Regions from separate parts of the Homo sapiens genome. Here region 2 is linked to region 1. The links are chromatin loops, found by intact Hi-C in ENCODE. Cell type or tissue: GM12878. All regions are shown on one strand. Each heading gives the region's core, and the rest is flanking DNA. Links, peaks and the distances in the headings are about the cores only. Region 1 has its middle 72 kb from the start of MPEG1. Region 2 has its middle 3.3 kb from the start of OR5A2.

Evidence for each region. Hi-C counts contacts between places; a loop is a spot of excess contacts. Peaks named below come from ENCODE experiments on the same cell type or tissue, not always from the same donor. Only the 100,000 strongest peaks of a DNase experiment are listed, where the experiment ranks them.
Region 2: it touches region 1 in a loop (4-fold over the local background); 20 of 110 quality-filtered maps call a loop at or near these places.

Annotation. Positions count from the first base shown.
Region 1 is chr11:59,282,093-59,287,483 of GRCh38, forward strand. It overlaps the pseudogene LOC643709. Among named protein-coding and RNA genes, the nearest start is that of MPEG1, 72 kb to the left of the region's middle. In GM12878, for the core only: a CTCF peak has its summit at 2,623 (motif pointing left); DNase peaks (open chromatin) are centred at 2,111 and 2,499; H3K4me3 peaks cover 1,718 bases; H3K27ac peaks cover 1,633 bases.
Region 2 is chr11:59,427,003-59,432,393 of GRCh38, forward strand. No RefSeq gene overlaps it. Among named protein-coding and RNA genes, the nearest start is that of OR5A2, 3.3 kb to the left of the region's middle. In GM12878, for the core only: a CTCF peak has its summit at 3,116 (motif pointing left); a DNase peak (open chromatin) is centred at 3,119.

The DNA of each region.
Region 1 (5,391 bases), core at 194-5,193:
ATTGGTGCATTTCCAGTTGTATGAAGGATAGTTGTATTATGTTAGGTGTAGTTATGACTTTATTATTGTCCTTTTTGAAGATTATGTATGATCTTAGGAGATGTGTATGGGTTCAAGTTGACAAGTGGTGGACTTGTGATGGTTAATACTGAGTGTCGACTTGACTGGATTGAAAGATCCAAAGTATTCATCCTGTGGGTGCCTGTGAGGGTGTTGTCAAAGGAGATTAACATTTTGAGTCAGTGGGGTGGGAAAGGCAGACCCACCCTTAATATGGGTGGGCAGCATCTAATCAACTGCCAGCCCTGCTAAACGTGAAGAGATTAGGCTGGCCTAGCCTCGCAGCCTACATCTTTATCCCATGCTGGATGCTTCCTGCTCTCAAACACTGGACTCCAAGTTCTTCAGTTTTGGGACTCAGGCTGGCTTCCTTGCCCCTCAGCTTGCAGATGGCCTATTGTGGGACCTTGTGATCATGCGAGTTAATAAGAAAATCATATATATATATATATATATATATCATATATATATTTTATATATATATCATATATATATTTTATATATATCTTATATATATGATACGTATCATATAATATATATCTTATATATATGATACGTATCATATATATCTTATATATGATATATATATCTTATTAGTTCTGTCCCTCTAGAGAACTCTAATACAGCAATTAATATTTATACTAAGTATGCTTTCTTAGTTCTCCATGCCCTTAGCACTATCTGTAAAGAGAGATGCTTCCTCACAGCCAATGGGTCTCCCATTAAACACCATCAGGAAATTGACAGGCTACTATTCTCAATCTTCTTTCCATGGGAAGTGGCAGTAATACATTGTAAAGGCCACCAAAAGGGGACAGATAAAATAGCTGAGCGAAGTAAGTTGGCAGACCAAGCTAAATTGGCAGCAAGAGTGCCCCGTATTTCTGATCCACTTGAGGTCCCCCTGATCTGGAAGGGCTCCATAAAAGAAAAACCCTCAATATTCTCCTGTGGAGACATAATGGACCACCTCTCAGGGAAAGAGCTTTCAGCTCTCAGGATGGTGACAATCAGAGGATGGCAATAGGTAAAAATTTATTTAAAACGATCAAACAGATACTTAATGTTTATGAGGCTTGCCTTAAAAATAACTCCAACTAACAGATTCTTCCCCCAGAACACAAAGAATAGGATGCTATTCTATTCCAAGGAAAGACTGGCAGATGGATTTCACCCATATTCCAAGGATAAGGGACATCCAGCATCTCTTCGTATGGGTGGATACCTTCAGTAAGTGGGTAGAAGTATTCCCATGCCAGACAGAGAAAGCCTCTGAGGTAATAAAAGTACTAATCAATGAGATAATTATTTGCTTTGGACTGCCTAAGTACCTCCAGAGTGATAATGGTCTCGAGCTTACTGAACCACAGGGCAATTTCCTCCCACACTCAGCAAGGAAACACCTGAGTTAAATAAAAGAGCCATCCCTGCGATATTTAATGTCACACCGATGCCCATTGCCAGGTTACCAGATATAATTTGGAGAGTCTCATGCCATCTCTGCCTTTAGCAACCTGGTCAAGTATCTGCTGGACTTCTAGGCCACAGAAAGATGGCCACAGAGGGGTGAAGAAATAGGCTGAGGGTTCTTGGGGAGAAAGACACAGTGAGGCAGTAGGAGGTGGGGAAGAAAAGAAGACGGACTTTCACAATGGAATTAGGCACTGGGGAGAGATCAATTTCCCCACGTCAGGGAGAAGAAAGTATAGGTGGGGAAAGGGGTGGCCAGGAGCAGAAGGAAGAGGACTCAAGATGGAAAGGGAGCCGCTGTGCCTGTGGCAATACCACTTGGAGAGGTCGTTTTCATACCTTCAAGCCTTTTCCCCTGGGGTTTTGATTGTGTGGGTGCCCCATTTCTTGTCCTCTCTGCAGATGTCCAGTGAGATTTCCTCCTCCTCGTGCTGTTCTTGTGTGGCTTTCTGGGCAGTAGGGATCTTGAATTTCCTTTCTAACACTACGCCCAGCAAGGCGGGGAGCATTCCTCTGCCCTTTCTCTTGTGCCAACCTGGAAAGGTGCAGTCTAGATTTCAGTGAGAACCCTGCCAGCTGAGCCCTGTGCATCTACTACCTTGACACAGGGTGTTTTCCCACCAGAAGCCCTGCTGTGCTCTCCTGGCCCAAGTAGGGGATTCCATGCCTTCCCTTTCATGGTCTTAGCACCAGCAGCCTAGTTTCTCCCTTCCAGAGTCTCCAGGGATGGCAAATGTAAGTGGAGACAAACCTCGTCAGGTGCCCATCCCCTAAAAGGTTAATTGTGTATACGTGGCTGTGGGTGCCTTTGTGTTTTCATTCTCTTCCGCTTTTTGTTAAATTTGGTTGTCTGTGTGGTTTTATACTTGGTCAAAAGTACTCGTCTTGGTGATGCACTATTGTATGCATGAGAGAATTGGGGGAATGCGCATGTGGTACAAGAAAGAACCCCTGACCCCTTTCCTTCTCTGTGGTCCCCGGCATTAGATTGGGGGTTCTGGGAGAGGCAGGTGAATGTCCTAATGTGAATTGTTCGGTTTGTAACTGGAGTGTTTTGAAGTCTTTGGTGTTGCTCTGAGAGAGGACATCGCCACCTGGTGTTCATGAGGTGTCTGTGCAGAACAATAAATGGCAAATGAACAACCACAAAATTGTTGCTGTTGTTAACCTTCCGCCTTTTGTAGATTAGTGCACCTATTCTGTGAGGGATTTGGGTTGTCTTCCTGAGGGCAACCACAAGCCCTACCACTGGATGCGGGAAAAGTCCCTTCAGCACCCACTTAAAAAATATATCTTCCACATTGTTCTCACCCACACATTTGACCTGGTTAGACTCTTCACCTAACGGAACAGACAATATGGCTGGGAAAATAAGTAAGTGAACATGTGGGAGAAAAACCATCGTTAAAATTGTGAATGTTCATTTTTAAAGGTTCCTTCGCCTGACTACAATATGAAGTATGTTTGAATTGTTGCTTCTGCCTGTTGTTTCTCAAATAAATGTTTAATGTTAATCATCTCAAAACTGACAAGAACACAAAAATAAAATGTAAATGCAGAGCCTCCTTTGTCACCCAAATCTGTGTCTATTTCTGATAGTCCATGGAATGTGGTTTTCTTGGAAGCCAGGGTTGGTCTCCCCACAGACCCTAGCCTAAGGTTACCAGTTAGGGACCCAGGACTTGGAAGGCAGAGCCTGTGAGCTCTTCCATCAGGGATCTGACTCCGCAAAACGACTTGATGAATGCAACTGGCAAACTCCCATGTTCGGACTTCATATGCATGAGCCGTTGGACAGAGGGTTTCTTAGTACATACTTTAATGCATATTTATGTGCGATCTTGTTAGTGGGAATATAAGTTTGTGAAGAACTTCTCATTTCAATAGGCAGTTAATGCATTAAAAGTCTGGGAATTTGGGGCTGTATTTTTCCTTTCTGACTCAATAATCTTCAAAGAATTCATAGGAAAGTCAGTATTTGCAGACAAGTGGTTAACTTGGCTAAAACGTACAAAACACTCAGAACCCACAAAACACTCAGAGGTTTAGAAGAACGTTTTAATGCTTAAGAGGCAGAGTTAAGTAAAGGGGCTATAGAAATCAGTGTCCTTGGCTGGGCAGTCAGGAGAGCAGGGCTCAAATTCTGTGACTCACTTCTCTGTATCTCAGTTGGAAATGAATGGGTATCCTGGTTCCCACCTTCCCACACGCTGTGATACTTCAGACTCCTTGGATGATCTTTTCAGCCCAAGATCTTGATTGTGAACATTAACAAAGAGAACAGTCATCCTTCATAGAAGATAAATCAGTAATGATATTTGATTCAGTGAATAAATGTATCCTTTAAAAAACATTTTGTGGAGGAACATGACAGTGGTGGAGTAATTACAATCAGATGAGATTGGTATTAAAATTGAGTAAAGCCCCAACTGTTGCCAGCTGACAATCATGTGTCCTGCTAACTGCCCCAGGGCTCTCAGCCTGGAACTGAAATAAATGTGTTACAAATGGTGCTGGATGCCTTTTTCAGTTCATTTGAAAACATGGATTTGATCGTGTCAGCTCCCTTTCTGTGGGGAAAAAAAGTAGGGTCCATAATTGGTGTTACCTACTCTGTTTTGGTCTTAGGGAAGAAATAATACTTAGATGTGGGCTTACTTTAACTTCTTGCCTTTTTCACACCCAGAACAATGCAAACTTATTGAAATGTGGCATGTGCGTGTGTGTGTGTGTGTGTGTGTGTGCATATAGCAGGAAGACGGGAAGGGTAAGGACCATCCTTGGAAGAGGAAGGGGTTGTACTTTGGTAACATAGAACATAAAACCATAAAATTTGGTCTATCCAAATCTACAGCTCCTTTCAATGCCCCATTTGTGATGAGCTAACAGGACGGAATCAGGTAGTTGGTTGTGGGTAAGAATTTCAGTTTCTCCTGAGCATGAGAATCTTTTTCAGTTTTTATCTGTCTTTCCTTACTCCTTGTCTACAAACTGTCCCTTCCCCATTGACCTACTAATAGAAGCTTGTATGTTAAAATATTTTTGGAGGACTTCATGACACTAGTCAGAAGTCCAAGAGTGGTCTGGTCTAAGGAAGACTTCATGGGGAAGCTAGAAAAAAGTGGAATTGGTGCAGGCAACATCTTTCTTTTCAGATGCTGTTTAGATGACATGGAGGAGATAACACAGTCTGTCAACAGGGAGCCCTAAAAGTTAAAAAACAGTGGCCAAGCAGGACTTGTGTCTTTTCAGGGTTTTGCCAGGCTCTAGAAGCATGAAATCCAGACAACTTTAAAGGGGGTGTGGGAGAGGAGAGAGAGATGCATTTAAGCAGAAATTCTTACAGCACACACGTTGGAAACCACTGCAGACTTCAGAGTAAATGCATAGTTTCCAAATCCAAATGTTAACATTCCCCCTTCTCTGTTTTTACACAAATGCATTCAGGTGAAGAAAGTGATACATTGGGAAAGGACACCTGCTTCTTATTTTAGTCCCAGGATGGCTTTTGCTTCAAGAGTCCCAACTGTTCCCTCTCCCCAACCCCACCCTTGTCCATGTAGCAATATGAATTGCCTGGCCCAGAGACCTAAACAAGAAGTCACAAATTTCTGTGTGATTTGGTTGCACTTGCCATTTCAACACTTAGGAAAATAGAAGTAATCAGAAATGACCATGCTGTTTGGAGATGAGAGAAACCCTTTTCAGGGAGAGATTTAAGCTGGACTCTGCCCCTGCTCTTCGTCAGGATTGTCTCCAGTTGCTGCAGTGCCTGGAACCAAACTCTGCCTCTTCCAAAATGCCAAGTATCCCCTCTTCTTGAATTTCCGGGTGCCACAGATGGCCAGGGTGATGACAACA
Region 2 (5,391 bases), core at 302-5,301, 150 kb after region 1:
GCCAAAAATATGTCTTTCCTTTCTATCTTTTTATTGTGACTTATTTGCATCACGATGAAAAGATTTCTTTTCTCTTTATTTTTTTTAATGAGGCTGGATGGGATGAAGGGCTTGATGGGGCTCTTCTTTTCTCTTTTTAATATTTTGGGTGCTACTACCAGCAATGCCACTACCTGGATGAGTCACTGTGGGCAAGTCAATTAACCCCTCCAGCCTGAGTGAATTGGGCTCACTCTCCAAGAATTCCTCCAGCCCTGAAAGTCTGATGTTTCAAAACATTGATTTCCTGTTTTTTTAAATGTTTTCTTCAGAAATAAAGTTTATAAAAAATGAATTCATCTATTTCATGGAGACTAAGTCAGCAATCCTCAGTCTCAAAAGAAAAAAAATTAAATGAGAGAAATGTCTTCTATATAAAGGGGTATAATTACTGAGACTCTTGACTTACAAGGTAACAGGCTTAATTTAGGGAAGAAATTTAGCAACTAAGACTGTTGACAGAAACGGAGGTAAATGTCTTCAAGAATCAACTGTGAACATGAAAAGGCAAGGAAGTCCATCCTCAAAAGAAACATTCTTATCTAAGTTTGAAGATAAACTGTCCTAGGAAATTCTGATGCTGAAAGAGTAAACCCCAACTAACTATGAAAGAGTTTGATACTGAGTTAAGATCTGGGAAATTTAAAAGGTAGATCTCACAGTTATGAAGGATACATTTTTCTAGGATTAGAAAAGGCTGATAAGGGCCGGGCGCGGTGGCTCATGCCTGTAATCCCAGCACTTTGGGAGGCCGAGGCGGGCAGATCACGAGGTCAGGAAATTGAGACTATCCTAGTTAACACGGTGAAACCCCGTCTCTACTAAAAATACAAACAAAAAAAAAATTAGCCAGGCGTGGTGGCGGGCACCTGTAGTCCCAGCTACTCAGGAGGCTGAGGCAGGAGAATGGCATGAACCCGGGAGGCAGAGCTTGCAGTGAGCCGAGATCGCGCCACTGCACTCCAGCCTGGACGACAGAGAGAGACTCCGTCTCAAAAAAAAAAAGAAAAAGAAAAAGAAAAGGCTGATAAGATAGGGTAGTGATAGATTTCATCTGTCATGGCAACTCTGATTATAGTGATAATGACTATCTACAAAGTAAGATTGAGAATCTTAAGAATAAAGAGCAATAATTTCTTTTGCACCAGTTTGGATGGAGCTGGAGGCCATTATTCTACATGAAGTAACTCAGGAATGGAAAACCAAATACTGTATGTTCTCACTTATAAGTAGGAGCAAAGCTGTGAGAACACAGAGACATACAGAGTGATATGGACTTTGGGGCCTCAGGGGGAAGGGTGGAAGTGGGATGAGGAATAAAAGACTACATATTGGGTATAGTGTGCACTGTTTGAGTGACAGGTACGCTAAAATCTCAGAATTCATCACTAATAGAATTCATCCATGTAATCAAAAACCACTTGTACCCCTAAAGCTATTGAAATAAAAAAAGAACAAATTATAAATTAACAATGTCTGCATTGGACAGAAAAATGCAGAATGAGGACTCAGAATGTATTTATTAACCTAGTCTATAAGAAATCTGAGAATGAGGAAGAAAGTCATCCTATTAAATCCATCTGGATAAAACCATAAACTCTTCATGCCCTTACTTTAAAAAATCAAATTTGATCAAAATAGCAGAAGTTTCAGTGAACATCAGAAAGTAGCAAAGGAAATATGTTACGGGACAATATGAATATATTTAATATTACTCGTTTACACTTAAAAATAATTAAGATGATGTGATGGTGAATTTTAGGTGTCAACCGGACTGGATTAAGAGATATCCAGATAGCTGGTAAAGCACTATTTCTGGGTATGTCTGTAAGACAGAGGATGTTTTGAACCAGTGGACTGAGTAAGGAAGATCCACCCTCACTCAATGTTGATGGGCACCCTCCAATCAGTTGAGGGCCTGGAAAGAACAAAAAAGCAGTGGAAAAGTAAATTCCCCCTCTCTCCTCTGAAGTTGAGATATCTTTCTCTCTTCCTTTGACATCACATCTCCAGGGTCTCCTTTGGAGTCTGGGATTTGCATTAGTAGCCCCTTAATTTATCAGGTGCTTGGCCTCATGTTGAGAGTTACACCGTTGGCTTTCTTGGTTTGGAGGCCTTTGGACTTAGACTGAACCATGCTCAGGAAGTCAGGATTCTGTGATTGTTGAGCTTGCAGATGTCACATTATGGGACTTCTCAGCCTCCATAATCTCATGAGCCAGTTCTCCTGATAAACCCACTCTCACCTACCCATCTGTTAATATCTGTCCATCTATTCATCTATCTGTCTATCTATTCATACATCCTCCTGGTTCTGTCTCTCTAGAGAACCCCAACTAATAAAGATGGTAAACTTAATGTCATATGCTTTTTACCACAATAAAAAAGTATGAAAGCAAATAGCACATAAAGGCAAATAAACTCCATATCGAATTATAAGTGTTTAGAATTGGAAGTGCTTTGATGTTCAACTCAAAATTTATCTCCCTAGGATTCTATGCATCTTAGAGTTTGTTCTCTGACAGCATCTCCTGAAATATGATTTACTTTCATTTTAGCTTAACATTTTAGCATAGCTATTTTAATGAGTTTACTTGAATCATTTCAAAGAAAACCCAGAGAAAAATCCAAATATCCTTAGTAGTAAAACATCTTAACTCTCAAATTGGAATTTGAAAAGTTATCTCAGGGTGCATTTCTTCCACTAGCGACTAGGAAAAATTTCAACCTGATATGGATCCAAAGTGTTTTCACAAGACATCTCTAACAAACCCAAAGTGAAGGTATATTGAAAAGTTTTAGAGGTCTTTAACAATTTATACAAGAGGGAAAGCGCAAAGGCATCATAGGACCTGAATTATAATTCCCATTCTACTATGGCAGATTGCGCTGTTGATCTCTCTTGACCCCTCTCTGGACCTCAACTTTTTTTATTCTGAAACCAAAGAGCTAGAATAGAAAACCTCTAAAAACTCAAACAGCATGATTACTGCTAAGATAACTTAATTACTAAACCATTGTCTGTCAAAACCAAGCACCTATTGGTTTTTATCCGTATGGAATGTTGCTGCCACCTAGTGGAAATATGCCTAAATTGTAGGGTCAGTTGCAATAGTGATTGATCATCCTCAAACACATTACATCCTCACTGTGATCCAAGCACTGTACCATGTGCTTCTCAAGCACCTGAACTCAATATTATCATGAAGTTCAATTCTGAGAAATAAACTAGATCAGGGAGAGGGGCAACATACTAAGCATAATGTAAATGGTAAATAACAATAATAAGCAAATATGTTTGGATAAGGGTGACGTAACTGAAAACAGGTATGTCATAAGTTTACATTCATGGTATAATTTTTTTAAAGCAGATTTTTAAATATTTAAAAAGAGATACAATGACATAACAAGAGAGCAAATGAGAAGAGTAGGCATCAGAAGTAAAAATAATTGGTAGTGGGGACCACACGTCATGGGCTGAAATCCATCCGATTGCCAGTGTGTGGTCTTGGATGCCTCAGTTGATCTTACATAAGCTTTTCCTTTATCTCTGAAAGTGCACCAAATATATCAACATTGTATGTTTGTGTGAAGAGCATATAATATACAATCTATATGAAAACCATTATATAATCTATTCAAACATGAGGGGTTATCATGTTGATTTTTAAATTGCCCATTTGTCTCAGAAGAAACATCTCCAGCTGTAATATTCTGATAATTAGTTTATTAGAAATAGCATGAGAATCTATATTATTGTTGTCCCTGGCTAACTATATGTTTTTATTAAATACCAGTTAGCTATATGTTTTCATTAAAATGTCATCTAATTTGGATATGGTTTTCAAAAACTTTCATTTTTAGTCAATCTTGGCACAGTATTTTTTAATAAACAATTACCTTAGGTTTCAGGGTCATTTTTATTATTCATGTACTTAGTATTATCATAGCCCTAATTATTTGTAAATAATGTAAATTTTATGCCCCTGAAAAACACTTGAAAATATTAAACTCTCATTAAATTGCTAGGTAAAACTTAAACTAAAAAATGAATCATTAGGAAATTTTAAGTGTTAATTCCAAATCAAATGAAAATATGCTTAATCATTGATATAGTGAAAGTTGCAGTGAAGATTTTAAATAATGTTAATGCAAAAAATAAAGCACAATTTTCTCTACTTATCAGGGTATTTGAGGACTCATATGAATTGACAACATCATGAGTATAAATTTTCCAAGAAGGCTTTGAACATTGCACTGACTAAACATCCATTGAAATGAATTTCCCTCAGGAACTCTTAAAGGGAGCATCTCAAAAGAAAAGAATCACAAGGTACTCATCTACTTTCAGAACAATGACCTGAGCTCAGAAGAGAAAGGAGGTTCTGGAAAGAACCAGTTTTCTATCACTTAAATTATCCTTCAGCCCAGCCCAAAGACACATTCCTGAGTCCTGGCCCAAAGGGACTGGGAAAAGAATGCTGGAAAAAAGAAACTGAAAAGAGTATTGACGTGCAAGTAGTACTAATGCCAGCAGTTTGGGTAGCATCAGGGTATGATGCTCTCAATGCAGATACCTGTGTCTTCAATGCCAGCATCTTAGCCATGAGACACTGTTGTGCATCAGAGCTAGTGACATGGTGACTATCTGCAGGAAATACCATCCTGATCCATAACAGGAAAGAAGGAAAACAATAGATAACACAATAGTAGATTATTATACAAAGAGTATGTGAGCCACTCCCTGATGGCTTCCAGAACTAGGAGGAATTTTGAGGACTATGTGGGTATAGAAGGAATTCAAAGGAATCTGGGGTAGTAAGACACCCTGGAAACTTTGTCTGATAACTATTATTGTGATCATGTTTCAGTCTTCCAGCTGATGTGGGCAAGAACAGTGGTTATACATAGCATTATTAATTTAAACTCTGAGATAAGAGGAAAGAGCCTAGGTAAAATGTGTAGAAGATGAAAAACAGACCACAGACAAGACTTTGAGGATTATTCCCACATGTAAGGGTATAGAGGGAGAGAGAATCTTTGACGATTACAACGAGCCTACCATCTCTCATGTCCATTCTGTTACCCCAACACACACACACACACATACACATACATACATAACATATTTTCACCTACAACTGTGAGGGCTGAAGGCAAGAAAACAATAAACAAATGCAGCTGGTGACTCCTCCTTGGTACCAGAGTAACTCCTGGCTATGTCTTTATTGAACTGCCTCCCATGGCTACCCTGGCTTTTAGAATTGAAAATTGCAACTGCTTCTGCTTTAGGATTCCACTCCTGAAGATCGACTGCATGGCTCTTGTTCTCTTCTCTCTCTTAGAATTAGG